2 separate regions of the Homo sapiens genome follow, and region 2 is linked to region 1. The links are chromatin loops, found by intact Hi-C in ENCODE. Cell type or tissue: right lobe of liver. All regions are shown on one strand. Each heading gives the region's core, and the rest is flanking DNA. Links, peaks and the distances in the headings are about the cores only. Region 1 overlaps ARID1B (AT-rich interaction domain 1B). Region 2 has its middle 190 kb from the start of SNORD28B.

Region 1 (9,818 bases), core at 982-8,981:
AATAAGAGAATCCATTGTAAATTCTTATTCCAATTATTATTTACTGAATTCCAAACTGCATTTTCCGTTAGCATTTAAATGGATAAAGGGAGCTGCCTGGAAGATCTAGTTTCGTTGTGCTCATTTCTATCTGCTGTTTTAGTTTAAGGCACATTTTCCTTTATTTCACTTTTCCACAAGCCATAAAAAAACTCATTTCTAATTCATCCGTTCGTTCAGCTTAACCTCTCTTCTCAGCAATTAAAGCACTCTGCGCATCCCTCATCTATCACACAGCCAGCTAAATAATGCATTGCGTCCCCCGCTCATCTTTTATCATCCCAAATGACAGGTATTAGCATATCTCCCCAGTCAATTACAGTGCAGCAGAATAATCACAGCATAATTGGGCGAAAGCCACTCTAATCACCAGCCCTGCAAATGCGCAGAATAAAAACTGAGTGGCAGTTCAGACAGGCCTTGCTCTTGTCCATGACTCTAGCCAACAAGCCTGGCAGATCTCCATTTCCTGCCTTTTAGAACTTATCCTTTAGGGAGGTCAACTTCTCTAGGCCTCCTATGTAAAAGGAAAGAATGCATACATGTGTGAATGGGAAATATTTAATGTGTAACACACATATATGTGCATCTATTAATATTGTGCCTGCGATGTTTGCACATACTATTACATAGCACATCATAAACCTTTCCACTGTTGATCAGGAAACAAAAAAGTCATTTTATGAGTATGATGTCATTAGAAGTACTATTACAGGGCTCATATGAAGGTAAAACAAAAAAATTAACTTTTTTAATGAAGGTTATTTACTACCAAAATTGAAGCCCTCTAAGTGTCTACATGATAAAGAAATACCTTCTGCATCATAAAACTCAGGATTTCTTCTTCCCAAATTATTCATTTATCACAAGTAACTTTTTTATTTTTGAGATAAGATTCTCGCTCTGTCGCCCAGGCTGGAGTGCAGTGGTGTGATCTCCGCTCACTGCAACCCCCGCCTCCTGGGTTCAAGCAATTCTCCTGCCTCAGCCTCCTGAGTAGCTGCGATTACAGTCACGCACCACCACGCCTGGCTAATTTTTGTATTTTTAGTAGAGACGGGGTTTCACCATGTTGATTAGGCTGGTCTCAAACTCCTGACCTCATGACCCACCCGCCTCGGCCTCCCAAAGTGCTGGGATTCTAGGAGTGAGCCACCATGCCCAGCCACAAGTAACATTTTTTAAATTGAGTTATCTGTTGTTCTTCCTTGTTGGGGGACTGGGTACAGGGGGTTTCATTGATGATATACAAAGTGGAGCTCCTTTGGCCCCTCCCATTCTTCTGGGCATCTGAGATGGAAACTGTGGGGATGGAAGACCCTCAGTGAGGTGGGGGCTGAGTCAGGGAGAGACACCCCACAACTGAGAGTGTCTCTCTTCCTTTTGCTGGTGCTGATGTTCCAGGGGTCCCTTACTCCTTGGAGGCCACAGGCGTTGTTATTCTTGGACTGTAGCAGCATTCAATGCATGTTTTAAAATCATGATGATATGAAGTGCAGGTTAACACATTAAGATGACTGAAGAAAAGACACTTATCCTTTTATGAGGAGATTAAAACTTAAATGAGACAAAAATAGGAATACAATGTGAGAAGCTTTAATATGTAATGTGAAGATTTAAAAAGAAAATTCTAGAAATGTTTCGAAAATTTGTTTGAAATTAATTTTAGAATACTTCTTAAAATTTTATTGATTTTACCGTGATATTTAATGGATAAGATAAGCCTATATCCAATTCTCATTATAAATAATATGTATTCATTTGCTGCTCTGTTCTTCACCTCCCCTCTTCCTCAATGAGATACAAAAAAATTTATTCTGAAAGGAAAACTTAATTTGTGGAAGAGTGAAGGGAGGTTAAGAGACATTTCTTATAAAAATGTACATGGCTTCTTAAGAAACAGCCAATTAAATGCTTTAAACTGCCATGTGTAGCTAGGGGAAAAAAAAGAAATCTCCTGTAGGACTTAACTTCCTCTACGCCGATTTCAAGGGCCAGTCCTGTCCCTCCCCGTACTTCTCTCCAGTTCCTCACACTGACCCCTCCTTTTCACATGGCCATCTAAGGCCACACCTACTGCAAGGAGAAAACTGCCCAGCTACCAAAGGAAGGTCACACTTGAGGAGCACTCTGGCCAGAGAGAGAGAAGGCTTCATCCCACCTTGGCCACGGTCTAGAATCGGCCATGGCAGAGTGGCCTTGCTGGGCACAGTGAGCAGCAAATCAAGGCAGCAAGTCTTTTTTTTTTTTTTTTTCTCCAGACTGAGTCTTGCTCTGTCACCCAGGCTGAAGTGCAGTGGCATGATCTCAGCTCACTGCAACCTCCACCTCCTGGTTCAAGTGATTCTTGTGCCTCAGCCTCCTGAGTAGCTGGGATGACAGCTGCCCACCACCACGCCTGGCTGATTTTTGTATTTTTAGTAGAGATGGGGCTTTACCATGTTGGCTAGGCTGGTCTTGAACTCCTGACCTCAAGTGATCTGCCCGCCTCAGTCTCCCAAAGTGCTGGGATTACAGGCGTGAGCCACTGCGCCTGGCCTTAAGGTAGCAAGTCTTGGTGACTTGGCACACTGGAACACAGAGCCACTGCGGGCTGCATGGATGCTCTGCTGTGGCTATGCACAAACGAATAAATCACACATGGCAAAACTCTCTGCTTAGTGATTCCATCGTAATCAAGACACCAGCCGAATTCAGGGAAGCATGAGATCAGGCGACTATGACAACAAAGCAAACAAGATATGATATTTATTACTCTTATTATTTAGAACTTGTAATATTTTCAACCACAATTCTGTCAGACAATGTATTCCTTCAATACACAGGAACACACTAAGGCAGTAATACATTATCAAAAGCCAACTGTTAAAAGACCAGAGTAAAAGCAGAATTTAGACAAAACAAATAGTCTCCCAGACTTTTTATTCCTTCCAAACTTGTTATTTTAAGTTATAATGTGAAATGTTTTATTTGCATTATCACTTCCAGAGCTCTGCATGCATTTCTGTTGGCATATCTTTGCAAATGGACCCACAGGATGCATTACTTCGGTTGTAAAATGGTACTTTTATTGCTTATTTGGGAATATCTTTTACAAGTATTTATCAGTGATACATCTGTTATGCAAGTATTAATTCAACAGGTTTCTTAATCCAAATCTGATTTTTAAAAATCATCCCTGATATATTCTTTAATTCACATAAATGTTCTACTTGGCTTTAAGCATATTCCAACATATTGGCTCTTTCAACACCAGCCACGTTGACATTCTCAACTGACTTGCAAAAATTGACATGGCTTGGGAAGAAGCCAAATTTAAGGCAGGAGGAGGGAAGGAGGAGGGCTTTCACCATCTGAAGAAACAGAATCTGCTTTAAAACTTGGCAGTGCAGAGAACCTAAAACACACGCAATCAAAATCACCCCCATCTTCCCTAGGATATTTTCTTTGCTTCTTCCCAACAAAATCTCAAGTAGCTTGATGATTACTAATATGATCACAGTAACTGCATGCAAAGGAATTTTACAGGCAAGTCCTGAAACACGCCTCTAATTACATGTGCATGTCCCAAATGAACAGGTGTTTGAGGGTGGGGATAAGAGAATATATGCATTTTTATTATTACTAGAAAATTAAGTCCTCAAAAACTAGTGCCAAAATAATGTCCCCAGAGATACATGGAGTCAATCAAACTCTAAATTATACAAGTAAATAAGCTTGCTTCCAGCATAACTCCTTGCTCTCTTAAAAAGACCACTTTTCAGACACATAGCACGTGAGGCCATGTTTAATTCCTAACGTCTTTTTACAAAAATGAACAGAATCTGACAAAGGCAGGCATGAACTACACTAAATTATGGTCCCTCCACTCACCTTATCTTCACCATCACTAAGGCAGGGCAAACATTTCTGCACAGTGGACTTGGTAGATCTTGGGACAGCCGCGATGCTGTCAATGAATCTATCTAAACACTCTGTCATCTACCATCATCTGACAGAATACTTGGTCTAGAAGAAATGGAGTTCCTATTACACCAAGAACTCCTCTGATTATAATATACTACTTCTGATTTTGCATATAATGCCAAAACATATTCTGGAAACGTCACACCTTCTTTGCTGGGCTTTCTGGCCTACTGGGTACTCTCATGTCAGTTAAGCTCCACAAACATCTCGTGATCACCTAATACCTCACAGAGTGTGCTCATACCCATTCCAATTGGAATAAACTACTTTTAAAGAAAAATACCGTTTTCACTATTGAAAGCTGATCTAAAATGATATTAGAGTCCTAGTACATTGGGTTGAACCATATGAAATTGCCAACATTACACCATTTTTTGAGCTGCGAAATGCCAATTCTGTAAAATGTAACCTAATATAGAGTTCCTAAACTTGAGAGGACTGATTTAAAAAAACAACAACACAGGCATTGCTGGAATTTTTTCATAAAGTACACAGGCCTGGGAAGCAGCAACTTCTAGCTGAGCTTTACCACTAGACAGTGCCTAAAATAAGTCACTTTCCCTCCCTCAGCCTTTTTCATTGTGAAAAAAAGAAATTGAAAAAATCTTAGGTTACATTTTCTCTTTGAGAAAAATGCTGAAAAGTAACTGGCCATAGCAGCTCTAAAGGAAATTAGGAAAGAAGACTAAAGGTGGCAGAAAATAAAATTTCTATATTTTACCTTTCTTTTAAAAATTTTTGCCTGGCTTCACTTAATGAAAGGATTTGTTTGTGGACAACAATACAACAACAAAATTCTATTTTTCCCAAGACAACAAGAATATCTTAGTCTAGGAAACATCAGCAAGAAGAAATGGAAGACTAACAAATGGTAAAACACTTGTACTTCCAATGAATACAGGAGGCCTGTTAGCATTAAGGACCTGAAGAATTTTAGAGCTGGAAATAAATTTAATGATGTCTAGAAATCAATTCTCCAACCTCACAATGGGACTTACAGTAGAATATGGGTCTGTTCAACTCCCAGTCAAGTAGTCTTAATTATAAAATGGCAGGAAAAAAATCCTATTCCATATTTAATCCAAAGCCAGACATCAGGTGAGACCCCTAACAGCTCTCAAGTAACTCCTCATCAGCCACTCCAGGCCTTTCATTAACAGGGCTCTAACCTGCCTCTTCACTGCATATGTTTTGGCCTCACAGTCTTGTCTTTTCTGAGTTTTAGACTTGTGTATTCCTCTAAAGACAAAATTGGAAAAAAAGCTAAAATATCCCTTCAAAAGATAATTAAACCTAACAAAGAAAACTGTATCAAAATATTACAGGTAAATATACATAAAGTATTTCCCCCAAATCATTTCTAAATAAAAATAAAGCAAATTTGTTTTAAACTCAAACATGTAACTGTCTGAACTACCAGCAGATGGCAGAGGCAGAGGCTGGGAAATTTTCTAACAAAAGAAGAGAAGAGCTCAATATGGATTCCTGGATTCCCACATCCGGGAGAACTTGAGATCCTTGAGGTCCTAGAGAAACACTGCAGATTCCTCTCCCCACACCCCCTTGAATCTTTCTTTTAGCGGAAACAGTAAATTTTTTGCTTTAACAATATATATTCTATAATTTTAAGTTTGAGTCAATATTGAAACAGTATGGAATAAACTTGGTCCTCTACTGCTCTAAAGGTTTTGAACAGATTTTAATTAAATAAAAAAGATTAAAATGTAAAAACAAATCTTTCATATTATGAAAAGTAATATGAGTTCATAAGATTATGAGTTCAAAAAAACTGTTTGCTAGTTTTGTTTCAATGACATTGGTTATCTTAAATATACTTTCACCTAACTTATAGTCACACTCACTCAGAGAGTTAGCCAAGTAAATTCACTAGAAAACACATCCCGCTAAGGGTGGAGCTTGCAGTGAGCCAAGATGGTGCCACTGCACTCCAGCCTGGGTGACAGAGAGAGACTCTGTCTCACAGAAGAAAAAAAAGGTCCCGCTAAGAAGACGCAAAGAGTAGAGAAGAACCAGAGTTAATGCAGCTTGACAAAAAATATATATGGTAAATGTTTTTAAACAGAAAATTAGTATATGTTTTCATGTGGTTACACTCATAAAAGAAATAACTATTTTATTGGGTAGAATCTTACAATGCAAAACTAAACACTCTAAATCCAAAATACTATATTGGTAGCCTGGGGCATATCTTAGGCAAATCAATGAATTAATGACCCATCACAAATGTCACTCTAGAAGGATGTCAAATTTCATGACCCTGTTTAAAACTTTTCTATTCTCAAAATCTAATGAAACTTGTCAACTTTATAGTAGTTTATCTTTCTTTCCTAAGCAGAACATCCCCTCTGCTTTATAGCACTCTACCTGAACAGCAAATTCCTTCTGTTTTCTACTATCTTTTCAAATCCCTAGTGTTTAAATCAATTTTTAAAATGGCTGTTCTAATTGTTATTAGAACATTTATATATTATATAAATGGCTGTTATGCTAAAAACTGTCTGTGTCATCTACATACTTGGAACCTGTATTTTCTAGACCAGCTCAGGCAACAGAACTCATTGTTAAGATGGACGCCTCTCTCTATGCACTGTGGCAGTGTGGCAGCCACCAGCAACATGTAATTGTTGAGATGTGGCCAGTGTAACTGAAGAAATGATATTTGAATTTGATTTAGCTTTAAATACTTTAAATAGCCACACATGGCTGGTGGCTGCCACACTGGATAGCACAGCTCTACAGAACCAAAATGAGCAATGAGAAATGATTAAAACTGGAAAAATGTAACAAAAGATACAGAGTCAGAAATGACTAAAAACAAATGGACTTTTAACACAATTCAAACTGGAGCCCTCTAAGTTAGATGGATCAGAAAAGGAAGCTACAAGTGAACCTCCCGCTTTTTCCCAAAGGTCATTATTTGGTTCTTGAGCCAGGAGGCCCATTCAGACATGGGTTGCCATTGTATTTTTTTCTGTTTCCTCCTTAGCCAGTATGATAAATCCTATAGTTAACGACTGCATCATTTTGTTTTTATATGAGGGAAGTGAAATACAGATACTTTCATAATGATCAGATGTCAAAAGACAGAAAGCAGCTCAAATTTAAGTCACTGCCAAATATGATCCTCAGGCTACACATTTTCCACAGTTGAAAATACCTTATTTTAAAAAGATAAAATAAAATTTTCCACTTTTATTCTATTTGAAATTATATTTACGGGTGACTAATCCTTTTGTTATTTATAATTTCCTTAGGTCAAACTGGAATCCATTCCATTTTGTAGAATACAATAAATAGATTCAATTAAGACAATTAAACAACAGAAAAGCATACAATTATATCCAAACTTTGCATCTCTTCTTGGATTTTTCTCTGACATAAGATCATTCCAAATGTTGTGTCCAGAATGTAAGATCCGTGGAAGCAAGGACTTATTATTCTTACCACTGCATCCCTGGTACTTGACAAATAACACGTATATCCCATAGATATTTGTTTGAATGGAAAGCAGTGGAAAGAAGTAGAGTGATATGAATGAATACAACTGCAGAACCTGATTAATGAACATATTTAAGATAAGCCAGGTTAAAAGGAACCAACTAGTTTTTGATGCCAGCCATACCCACTCAATAGCTTCAACAAACATTAACAATGAATATATCTTCCTTAAGGTGGGCATTACAGAGCTTAAATAGGAAATGCCAAGCTCACATATTAGCCCAGATAACAGGAGAATCGGCAAGGAAATCCCAGAATACAGAAGAACACAGTAGTGATATGTTAATATCACACATTTTATGCTCTTAGCAGTGACAATTGTTAACACTATCAGTAAAACTCTTAATCATCAGTACTTATGCACTGTTTACCATGTGAAAGTCAATATGGATATAAAAAGATGAAAAAAATGGATTCTCTAAGCTTACCATATTATGGGGGAAAATGCCACGTAATAGAATTGGGCTAGGCCATATCACGCTGTCTCCCAAATACAAAAGAACACCAAAACAAGTTGGCAGATGAGAAATTCCAAATGAGTCCTAAAGGCAGTGAGAACTGTTGAGCTCTGAGGATGGTGCTCAGAAGGCGCCCATGCCGAGACAAATCATAGAAGAGAGAGGTTAGAATGGAGCCTGGAGGGAAAGCAGGATTTTGAAATGCAGCAAGAGGAAGGGTAAGCATTTCAGGGGAAAGGCAAGGTGGAGACTAGGCTGGAGGGAAGCTAAGGGCAGCAAAGGGCATGGGATATTTAAGGGACTCTGTTAGTTGGGGGTTGGAAGACCAGTTTGAACGCTGATGTTATTTTTCTCTAAGATATCTAATCAACCAAAATACAGGTAAAAAGTAATACAAGTGTAGGATTTACTTTAACATCTTATGTTCAGATACTTTAGCTTAGACCTTTCTCTTTTATAGTAATAAATTTTAGGTGCCTAAAACAAATATTAAAAATTATCACCAAAGAGGATTAAAGTTAAGTGTAGCCTTTGTGCGGTGGCTCATGCCTGTAATCCCAGCACTTTGGGAGGCTGAGGCGGGCAGATCACTTGAGGTCAGGAGTTTGAGACCAGCCTGGCCAACATGGTAAAAACCCATCTCTACTAAAAATACAAAAAACTTAGCTGGGCGTTGTGGCACAGGTCTGTATTCCCAGCTACTTGGGAGGCTGAGGCAGGAGAATCACTTGAACCTGGGAAGTGGAGGCTGCAGTGAGTGGAGATCACGCCACTGTACTCCAGCCTGGGTGACACAGTGAGACTCTGTCTCAAAAAAAAAAAAAAAAAGGAGTGGAGGGCTCCTGTGATCTTGTGGGACCCAATGATAGCATAAATTGCATCATTTTTCTTTTTCTCATTCTTTTTTAGAGTAATACAATATGCTTCCCCTTGATTATCCTTGTAATTCATTTTAAACTGACCTCTCCACATGTATTTTTAATAGTTTATATCAAATATTATAAAAAGAGTCATAAAATTCAGAGTTTTCTTCCCAAAGAACATGTCAGCCAAAACACCCTATCAAAATATTTTTGATTTTGTGGAATTCTGATGTCCATTTAGCCCGGAAGACAGGTATAGCAAATGAATACACTGGTAATACATATTTCTGTCCCTCCATCTTTCAAAGGGAAAAGTCTTTAAAAATTATTTTGAGAATCAAATTACGTTATTGTCAAATAGGCAAGCCCTAAGAATTTACCCCAGGAAATACACTGTATTGAACAAGAGATACATGTTTTCATCTTTGTCATGGCTTTATGCATATTCATTCATTCGGCAGGATATTTAAGAATACACCCTGGAGGAGGAGGGGAAGGTGTAACGTGGGGTATTAGCGGCTTATGTAGCAGAGAGGAGAATCGAACACATTACTGCCTGTCTGTGAAGAGGAAGACGAGTCTGAGAAATCGAGGCCAGACCTGTAGGAGGTGAATCAACAAAACGCTGCTGAGGAAGCCACAGGAAGAGAGTGTGCCAAGGAAGAAGTCCATTAGGTCAAATGCGCAAGGAGGCAGGCACAGGGCAAGTAGTGAACTGCTCTGCTAGATCTGGGTGTGTCGTTGGGGACCTTAGTAAGAGGAGTTGAGTGGGGCAGTGGTGATGGTGGCTAAGAAGATGGGGAGTAAAGACTGAGAGGCGGGTACAGGGTACACCCTATCAGTTCCATCAGTGATCAGGACATTCAGAAAACAGAGAAGGTGCTGGGGCTGACACTGCTGGTGCAAATCCCAGTTCTGTTACTGATTGGTTGCGTGAACTTGAGCAAGTTCTAGACTCTGAGTTCCTGTTTCC
Region 2 (9,818 bases), core at 1,235-9,234, 480 kb after region 1:
GTTCTTCTGAGATTTTGAGAGTGTGTGGAGGCTGGAGGAGGGACAGACACTAAACAAATAAGCAAAGAAATTTTCGTGGTTATTAATGCCTCAAGAAGAGGTAGAGATAGCAATCCAACAAGAAAATAAATATCAAATGACAAATCTGATACATTCTCGGAAGGAGCAGTATGTGGTGGATTGACAGAGGGTAAGGGACCCTCTTCCTTGCAGAAGTGACTTCTAAACTGAAGTGGAAACTGGTCATTGCCAACACAACCGAGAGGGGAGTGGGGCTCTGAAGAGGGTGAACACAGGGCTGGTGTGAGGAAGCAAGCTTAACTTAAAGAAATGGAAGCAGGGTTTTGAAGCCAAGTTATGGATTTTGGATTTTAATCTAACAGTAGTGAGAAACCCTGTGTATTAGTTAGCACTCATTAGGTAATGCTGTGTAACAAACAGATGCAGAGATCTCCATGGCTCAGTAACAAAGGTTGATTTCTCACTTGTGTTCCGTCTTGACTCTGGGCCAGCTGCAGCTGTGCTCCATGGACCCTGTTCACTGTGGGACCCAGGCTAAAGAAGCAGCTTGAATTTGGGTCATGCCCATCTCGTGGCAGAGGGAGAAGAGGCATGTGCCACCTCTGATCACATCCTTGGGTTAAAGAAAATCCCATGGCAAAACCTCAGCCAGGAGCCTGCAGGGATGGGCAGATAGAGAGGGGCAGCAATAATTAGGATTAGGGCCCCTTCCTGTGGGCTCTTGAAGGTTTTACATGTGCACAGGATTGCTGGTAATGGAATCAGATCTGTTCTGAAAGGTGTAGTGATTGGACTGATGGTAACAGAATCAAATCTGTTCTGAAAGGTGCAGCGATTGGACTGATGGTAACAGAATTAGATCTGTTCTGAAAGGTGCAGCGGTTGGACTGATGGTAACAGAATTAGATCTGTTCTGAAAGGTGCAGCGATTGGACTGATGGTAACAGAATTAGATCTGTTCTGAAAGGTGTAGTGATTGGACCCAAGTGGGTGCAAGAGTAAATAAGTGAGGCAAGAAGAGGCTCAGGTAATGCTCCAGGTGAGGAGATGGTAGTGGGAGGGTGGAGATGCAGAAAGTAGGTCGGAGAAAGAATTTGAAGGCAAAAAGAATAATCTTGGTGACCACTTTGTGGGTGAGGGAGAGTGAATGTCAAGGATGACCCCCCCCCCAAATTTTTGCCTTATGTAGCTGGGTGAATGAGGGCATTGATAAATGGAACACTGGGAATGAGCATGTTTGACAGAAGAATATCATGAATTTGGTTTTGAGTATGTTCAGTTTGAGATACCTTGGAACCATCCATGTGGTTTTACCATGTTAAGTAAGTAGTTGGTTATTTACTAGATTATTTGTAGGAAATTTTTTTTTCCAATTTCTTTTAGAATATTACCTAAAAGTTATACTGAGAGTGACTTTTTTTTTTTTCCTTTTGAGACAGGGTCTCACTCTGTTGCCCAGCCTGTAGAGCGGTGGCATGATCTGGATTCATTACAGCCTCAACCACATGGGCTCAAGTGATCCTCCCACCTCAGCCACCTGAGTAGTGGGTAGCAGGGACTGCAGGCATGTACCAAAATGCCAAGCTAATTTTTATATTTTTTGTAGATATGGGGTCTTGCCATGTTGCCTAGGCTGGTCTGGAACTCCTGGGCTCAAGAGATACTCCCACCTCGGCCTCCCAAAGTGCTGGGATTCCAGGCATGAGCCACCACACCCATCCTTCAGAGTGACTTTCTTAGTGGAAATAACCTTTGTGTTATCATTTTATCATTCTTTTTTTTTTTGAGATGGAGTTTTGCTCTGTCACCCAGTTTGGAGTGCAGTGGTGTGATTTCGGCTCACTGCAACCTCTGCCTCCTGGGTTCAAGTGATTCTTCTGCCTCAGCTCCCCAAATAGCTGGGACTACAGGCGCACACCAACACGCCCAGCTAATTTTTGTAGTTTTATTAAAGATGGGGTTTCATCATGTTGGCCAGGCTGGTCTTGAACTCCTGACCTCGTGATCTGCCCACCTCGGCCCCCCAAAGTGCTGGGATTACAGGAGTGAGCCACTGTGCCTGACCCCATTTTCTCATTCTTAGAATACATAGATATTTAAACATTGTTGATGGGTAACAACTTTTTCCTATTTTTTTTGTCTTAGGTTATTTAATAGAAGGGAAATCACTCTTCCTTTATATTTCTCATTTATTGATACAAGTGTTCCTGCTTAACCACAAACTAGATAATACGCCTCCTTTTCCTTGGTAACACGGTGGGTGGGAGCCGAGGCAATCAAAGTGTAAAAATCAGACAGCATCTCTTCCCGCCACTGTGTCTGCAGACCTCCCAAACTGAGGCACGGTGCTGAACACCTCCAGCATTTTCATATCAGAAAACTGGCAAATATAGTCAAGGACGATGAGCAGCTGAAATTACAAAGGGCTCTTGGACCACTGAGACAGGATTTTTAATCCTTTTAGGATCAGCCAACCTTTTCTGAGTGTTGCTTCATCTTATGTAAATTCTTAGAGTTCAAGAAAATTCAGTATTTAGAATACAAAGCAGGATGGATCCAGGCTTTCTTTCTTTCTTTTTGTTTCTCCTAGTATTTCTATAGTAAATACGGTTTCAGAAAACACCCCATGTGATTTTGAAACACATTTTGGCTGGAATCTTGGCAACACTCGCCCTTCTCCAAGTGATGCCCTTTAACACACTATTGGAGCTATTGGACCGAGATTCAAATCTCGGGGAATGTCAGGTATCTCTGAAACACGAAGGGAAGTGTGGAAGTGCTTGGGGAAAGTGTTATAGTAAAAATCACAGTATTATGTTTTCCCACCTGAACGCCATCCAATAAACTATTTCTCCATTTCGTTCACAACATACCAGGAAATTACTACGCTCAAAATTCTGTATTACTTCTAAGTCCAACAAGCCACAGATACAACTCAACAAGTATGTGTTCATTGGATGTGAGCCCTGGGAGGCCGGTCCTCTTCATCTTGGTCTTCCTCAAAGCATCTGTCACAGAGGCATAAAGGCAGGTACAGGAATGGGTCTTGCTGCATTGGACCTGTTGCCTATGCTTTGGTTTGGGGAGAGAGTATATACCCCTCAAAGGCAGCTTCCACCTGCTGGCCAGTGGGGAAGAGTTTAACATGACCTAACTTAACTCTGTGCTGGCCAGCTGGGCTCTGAAGTCCTAAAACCGAGCTGGAATCCCGACTATGGTTTACCAGCCGTGTAATAACCCTGAGCTGGTTACATGATCTTTAAACCTTCATTTATGCACAGAGCATATGCAGGAGTTAACTGAGGTGATGTACAAAAAGTGTACAGATAACTATTAACAGTCATCTCGATAATGGGAACGCAAGAGAACCTACAGTGTGTGCTTTTGTAAAACATAGGTAGATGTGAGAAACAGCTCACTTGTACAGTCAATCCTTAGTGGCCCCAGGACAGAGGACTTCTGTGAATTATGGCCCCAGGAAACTTCACTGGAATAAAGACATCCAGCCACTGTACCCTTGAGTGCTCTCAGCTGAAGCCGGGACTTTAAAGGGCCTTGGCATACACGGTGGCTTGTTGTCTTAACCTCAGTTGGGATGAGATAGAATATTCACACCCCTGTCCCCAGCTAAGTTTTTATTAACATTGAGACCCCGTGTGTAGAAGAGCTTTGTGACTGGGTGGTATAATCTATGCAAACGTTACCACACGGAGTTGTTTCTTTCTAGTTTGGTTCACCTTCTTTCCGCAGTGGAGCCGCACGTGTGTTTGTTAGGTGGGTTGAATGCCCTTCCTGAGAAGGAAGCATCTCTCCATGTCTGTGTGCAGGAGAGCGATGACAGAAGGCCACTGTCTGTACCCGGAAAAATCCCAGGACAAGGAGGGCAAAGAGCCCTGGATGTGAGTCCAAGATCTGCTGTCACGTTGTATGGATGTGGGCAGGTAAGTGCCGGGCTCAGAGTCCTCATCTGAAAGATGAAGACCAGAGTTGCCCCTCCATTTTGCCTTGCAGCATTTTTCTGGGTATCAAGAACAAAGGTGCAAGAGTCTTATTCATTCATAAAAGGAAGTTCTGACACCTGCCACACCACAGCTGAACCTTGAAAACATCGTCCTACATCAAAGAAGCCAACGCACTAGGACAAATATTGCAGGATTCCCTTTATGTAAGGTTCCAAGAATAGGCAAATTGATAGATGCAGAAAGGAGAATGGGCGTTCCTAGGGCTGGGGGCCAGGGGATTAGGGAGCTGGAATTTGATGGGTCCAGAGTTCCCGTTAGGGACGATGGAAAAGTTCTGGAGATGGATGGTTGGTGATGGTTGCCCAAGAATGCAAATGTACTTTATGCCACTGAATTGTACCTTAAAGACGGTGAAAATCGTAAATTTTTATGTTGTCTATACTCTACCACAATAAAAATAGCAAAAAAACTCCAATAACCATGGAAAGTCATGGTACAAATTCAGGTTATAATATGAAACGTCAGTTCTCTTTTTCCCAGGGTAAAAGAGACATGGAAAAGAGAGGAGACGAGGGCTGATGGCCTGTCTGTTGGTCCTTGACGTTTTCGGCTTTGCCCGAGCCTGGTGGCTGAGCAGACGCAGAACCAGCAGCCGGGGCCTGGGCCTGGCTGTGGCCCTCTGTTTACTCGTCCTATCCTTGTTTCTTCTGTAAAATGAGGCATTCATTCCAGATGGCCCTCCACGACCCCACCTCACCCCCATAGCGCCACAATTCTCAAATTTCATTCACTTTCTTTTGATCTAGCTCTGTTCTTTTAAGTAATGTCATCTTGGCTTACTTTTTATAAACACATGGGAGCAAATCGTATTTGATTATTAACTTAAAAAAAAATTAAGAACCACCAAGGTGCTATAGGTTCTGAAAAACACCCTTTCCAACGATAAACACCCCATGCAGGGCTTGGCGGCCCAGGTGGCCGAGTCGCCGGCCTTGGAGGGGGCAGCCTTGCTGCTCTTCTGCGCCCTCTGGTGGCCTCTCTCCATCACCGTCGCCACCGCACAGGATTCTTCGGGGCTTGTGCCTTGGGCTGGGTGAGGACACTCACTTGTCTGAGGAGGAGATTTACTCTGGCAAACTTGTGTCTGGTGCTTCGAGTAGAGAGATGGAAAATGACAACTTTCTATTCTGAAAGGCTCTCTATTAGTGGCCGGTGATGAAGATGCCAGAAAAAAGTGGCCCATCCATTATATTTATGTTGTGTGATATTGGACCACAGAGGGTAAAGTCAATGAGCAGAATAAGTAATTGTAACAAGCATTTTCATTCCCTTGGCAGGAATTTACTCATTAGCAGTATACCTATTTTATACGGGGAGATTAGATAAATTAGAGATTAAAGAAAGTGGAACAGATGTTTTTCCTCTGATAAGCATCATTCTATAAGAAAACTCCAGAGGGTTAGAATCAGTGCAGAAAGCAGGAATGCACATTATTTTTTGGTGCTTCCACATTTTGAGAAGGCAAAAAAAAAAAAAAATACTAGGTGGGGGGAGGTTGGGCCAGCGCAGGGTTGCACGCGTACAGCACACCGACACCTCCATTGTAACGTGACTAATAATAGAGCCTTCTGTTTTTTGAGTACGTGCTAAGTGCCTTGTGTACTTTGTGAGCTCTGTGCCAGGTGCTTTGTGGATGTTCTCTTTAATCCCTCCAGTGACAGCGGTGGGGCAGCTGTTTTGTTTCTATTTCACAGATGAGAAAGGCGGAGAGGCTCCAAAAGGGCTAATGATTGGATGGAGATTGGGTCAAGCAGTGGTTCTCAGCCGGCAGCATCATCATTGCCTGGGAGCTTGTTAGAGATGAAGATTCCAGGCCCCACCCTAGACTTCCTGAATCAGAAACTTGGTTGTGGGGTGTGGGGATCTGTACCTTTTTTTTTTTTTTTTTTTGAGATGGAGTCTCGCTCTGTCACCCAGGCTGGAGTGCAGTGCCTCGATCTCGGCTCACTGCAACCCCCACCTTTCGGGTTCAAGCAATTCTCTTGCCACAGCCTTCCGAGTAGCTGGGATTACAGATGCCCGCCACCATACCCAGCTGATTTTTGCATTTTTAGTAGAGACAGGGTTTTACCATGTTTGCCAGGCTAGTCTCAAACTCCTGACCTCAGGTGATCCACCTGCCTCAGCCTCCCAAAGTGTTGGGATTACAGACGTGAGCCACCATGCCCGGCTGTGGATCTGTTTTTTTTTTTTTTTTTTTTTTTTGGCGACGGAGTCTTGCTCTGTCACCCAGGCTGGAGTGCACTGGTGCGATCTCCACTCACTACAACCTCTGCCTCCCAGGTTCAAGTGATTCTCCTGCCTCAGCCTCCCAAGTAGCTGAGATTACAGGCGTTCACCACCACACCTGGCTGATTTTTGTATTTTTAGTAGAGATGGGGTTTTACCATGTTGGCCAGGCTGGTCTTGAACTCCTGACCTCAGGTGATCTACCTGCCTCGGCCTCCCAAAGTGCTGGGATTACAGGCGTGAGCCACCACACCCGGCCGGGGATCTGTATTTTTAAGGAGCCCTCTGGTGACTCTGATGCTGTTGAAGTTTGGGAGCCACTGACCTAGAGCACTGGTCCTCAATCCTCACTGTGCATCTGAATCCACTGGGAGGTTAAAAAACAAAGCCACAGGGGCCTGGACCCCAACCCTTGGAGCTTTGGATGTAATTGATATGGGTGGGGCCTGGGAAATTGTTCCGTGCAGCCAGGCCCCAGGCCCAGTGGGGCGGAGAAATGGCGTGGTGGGAACGGAACTCAGGGCAAGTCTTGTCTCATCTCCAGACCTCTGCTTGGAAGCAACCCGGGCCATTTCTTCAGTTCACAGCCTGCTTGGGTTGTGGGAGACCGCCGAAGACATCTCCTGATTCTACCCAGGAGTCAGAAAGGGCTAACGGCCGGGCAAACAGGTTCCACGTGGACCTGCCATTGTGTGCTCGCCAAACCCAGGGTGGGCTGCCATCCAGTTTTGGCCAGGTGGCTTGACCAGAAGTTGGCTGCTGGTCTTCTGGGGGAGATTTTGTTTTCCTTTAAGAGAGAGCTCCAGGAGGAGACAGCAGATAGACCTCACAGCCTCTCCTTCCTCTGAACTGTGTGGTATAGGGGGCAACGCCTGGCTGTTGCAGCCCTGACTCCCGGACGCTCCCATCTGAGCAAGGGGGGAGGGTGGGAAAAACCTGCCTTGACGGGGCCACCGACAGCACCGTGGCCACTCTGCCTCTGCACTTGCCACAGGAGGAAGCCTTCCCTGGTCCAACTGGAAACCCAACTCAGGTAGCCCCTCGCACCCGCTGCCAGGCAGCTGTCCCATGCCACCCCTCGTGGTCTGTGGCTCAGGTTCTGGGCTTCTGTCCTGGCTTGCTTACCTGGCAGGATGCCAGCTCAGTCACCATCTCCCCACTTGCCTGACCTTCTCCCCCTCCCGCTCCTGAGTGCGCCCTGTGTTGCCGTGTGGCTGTGTCTGCACCTGTCTTGTCTTTGTCAGTATTCACGTTTGAATTGGTCGCACTGCCCAGCACACAGTCTGGGTGAGGCTCAGTGCAGTCAGTGAGCGGTAACTCGTTCTTGTGTAATGAACACATGAAGCGGGGTGGATGCCTGCCAGACACCAGGGTTCAGCCTGGAAGGGGATTTGAAGAGACGTGTGAGTCCCCAGGAGTGGCTCAGAGTCAGGTAAGCATCTGGAGAGTGAGCCCGGGATTTCTCTGCAGTCACGATTTCCATAACCAGAGTGGCCCCCTTCTAACCCTGTTACCCTCCATTAGGGTCTTGCCTTTCTGGGAGCTGTGTTGTTGGCTCAATTCCTTGTGTCTCCACTTGTGACACAGTGAGGTGGCCTTACATATGCGTGCCTTTTCATTCTTACAGGTGCCTTCTCAGGTCCTTCCTTCCAGGTGGGAGAGAAACTCCATTTCTCCCTGCAATAAAAGCTTTATAATGGTATCTATGTAGATGGCAAACTGGCACAGGAGAGAATGATCTGTAATTATAATAACATTTATTCAGTTGTTTAGCCATTCATTTCTTAATTAGACAAATGTTTATTGAATATATACTATGTACCAGACATCAGTCCAATCAATCAGTTAATAGGAAATTAAAGTCTATTTTACAAAGTTCTGTGATAGGGACCACAAAGCATTGAGGAAAAGCTCCCAAACCAGTGATGGAGAGGGTGTTAGACAGTGTATCCCAGGAGGAGAAGGGGCCGTGCTGGGATCTGTGTGATGTGGAGGGTTTTCAGATGAAGAGGAGGGAGAAGAGAATAAGAGCAAAGGAAACAGGCTCTGCCAAAGGCCACAAGATGAGAGGGAGCTGTGAGTCTGGGGACCAGCCTGGGGTTCAGTGTCAGGGGCCAGAGTATGTGGGCGGGGGTATGGTGCCTTGCTCCCAAGTCCAAACTTCATCCCGAGCTCTCCATGTACCCATTACCCAGCTTCCATACTGATAAGTTCACAGCTGGCTTTATCTCTTCTACCACTCCCTTCCCATCTCCAAACTTAGATGATTTTGAAGCAAGGTCCTAATAACATTTTAAAAACATTTTAAAAACATTTTAACGTGTATCTCTGAAAGACGAGAACTTGCTGAAAAAACAGAACCATGATTTCATTATTGTATCAAAAAATTAACAATTCCTAAATAACATCAAACATCCAGGTGGTTCTTAAATTTCTTCTGATTTTTCTAAAAAATATTCTTATACTTTATTTGAATCAGGATCCAATAATTATATATATATTGCAATTGATTGATATGCTTCTTAATTCATCTTTCTTTTTATTTCTGTGCAGTATATTTGTTCAAGAACAGGGTTTCTTTGTCCTGTGTTCCCCACAGTTTAGATTTGCTGACTACTTCCTTGTGGTGTCATTTAACATGTTCCTCTGTCCCCTGTTCTTACTGTAAATTGGAAAGTGGGTGAGATTCAGGATTGTTTTGTAAATCTCATAGGTGGTGTCTCAATTCATAGCACTGGAGTGTCAGCAACCTTTCCAAGGTACCTTTAAAGCAAAAGAATACCCAACAGTTCTGTTGATGAAGTAGCACATTCAAAAAGCCTCAGAAGTATTTATGCTCTAACAACTTAGTGGTTTTTTGAAAATGAATGAATGTAAATTAAATGAAAAAAATTTTCATTGCATTCTTAAATATTGCAATTACTTACTAGTTGGGCACCACATGGTTTCTCAAACTTTGGAACACTGCTACCTTCATTTCTTCTTTCATCTGGATTTCTGCATGGTATGTATTTTTTTATTACTGTGATAAAATATACCTAACATGAAGTTTACTATTTTAACCATTTTTAAGTGCACACTTTAATGGGATTAAGTACCTTCACAATGTTGTGCAACCATCACCACTATCCATTTCCAGAACTTTCTCATCACCCCAAAGGGAAGTTCTGGACCCATTAAACAATATCTTCCCATTCTGCACTCCCCTAGCCCCTGGCAATCGCTATTCTACTTTCTGTCTCTGTGACTTTGACTGTGCTAGGTGCCTCATATAAGTGGAATGATACTTATCCTTTTGTGTTTGGCTTTTTTCACTTAGCATGTTTTCAGTTTTCATCCATGTTGTAGTATGTTTCAGTTCTTCCTTTCTTTTTAAGAATGAGTAATACTCCATGGTACGGATACACCACATTTTGTTTATTCATTCATCTGTTGATGGACATTTGGGCTGTTTCCACCTGTTGGCTATTGTGAATAGTGCTGCTGTGAACATAGGTGAACCAGCATCTCTTTGAGCTCCTGTGTTCACTTCCTTTGGGTATATAA

The links. A loop is a pair of places that touch in the nucleus more often than their neighbours do. Peaks named below come from ENCODE experiments on the same cell type or tissue, not always from the same donor. Only the 100,000 strongest peaks of a DNase experiment are listed, where the experiment ranks them.
Region 2: it touches region 1 in a loop (3-fold over the local background); 11 of 110 quality-filtered maps call a loop at or near these places.

The regions. Positions count from the first base shown.
Region 1 is chr6:157,041,652-157,051,469 of GRCh38, reverse strand. The region is part of intron 4 of ARID1B (AT-rich interaction domain 1B); the gene reads right to left. Among named protein-coding and RNA genes, the nearest start is that of MIR4466, 270 kb to the right of the region's middle. RefSeq lists enhancers at 2,001-2,501, 2,502-3,003. In right lobe of liver, for the core only: a CTCF peak has its summit at 5,421 (motif pointing right); no DNase peak of the experiment used is centred there.
Region 2 is chr6:156,559,761-156,569,578 of GRCh38, reverse strand. No RefSeq gene overlaps it. Among named protein-coding and RNA genes, the nearest start is that of SNORD28B, 190 kb to the right of the region's middle. RefSeq lists an enhancer at 5,060-5,309. In right lobe of liver, for the core only: a CTCF peak has its summit at 5,020 (motif pointing left); a DNase peak (open chromatin) is centred at 5,008.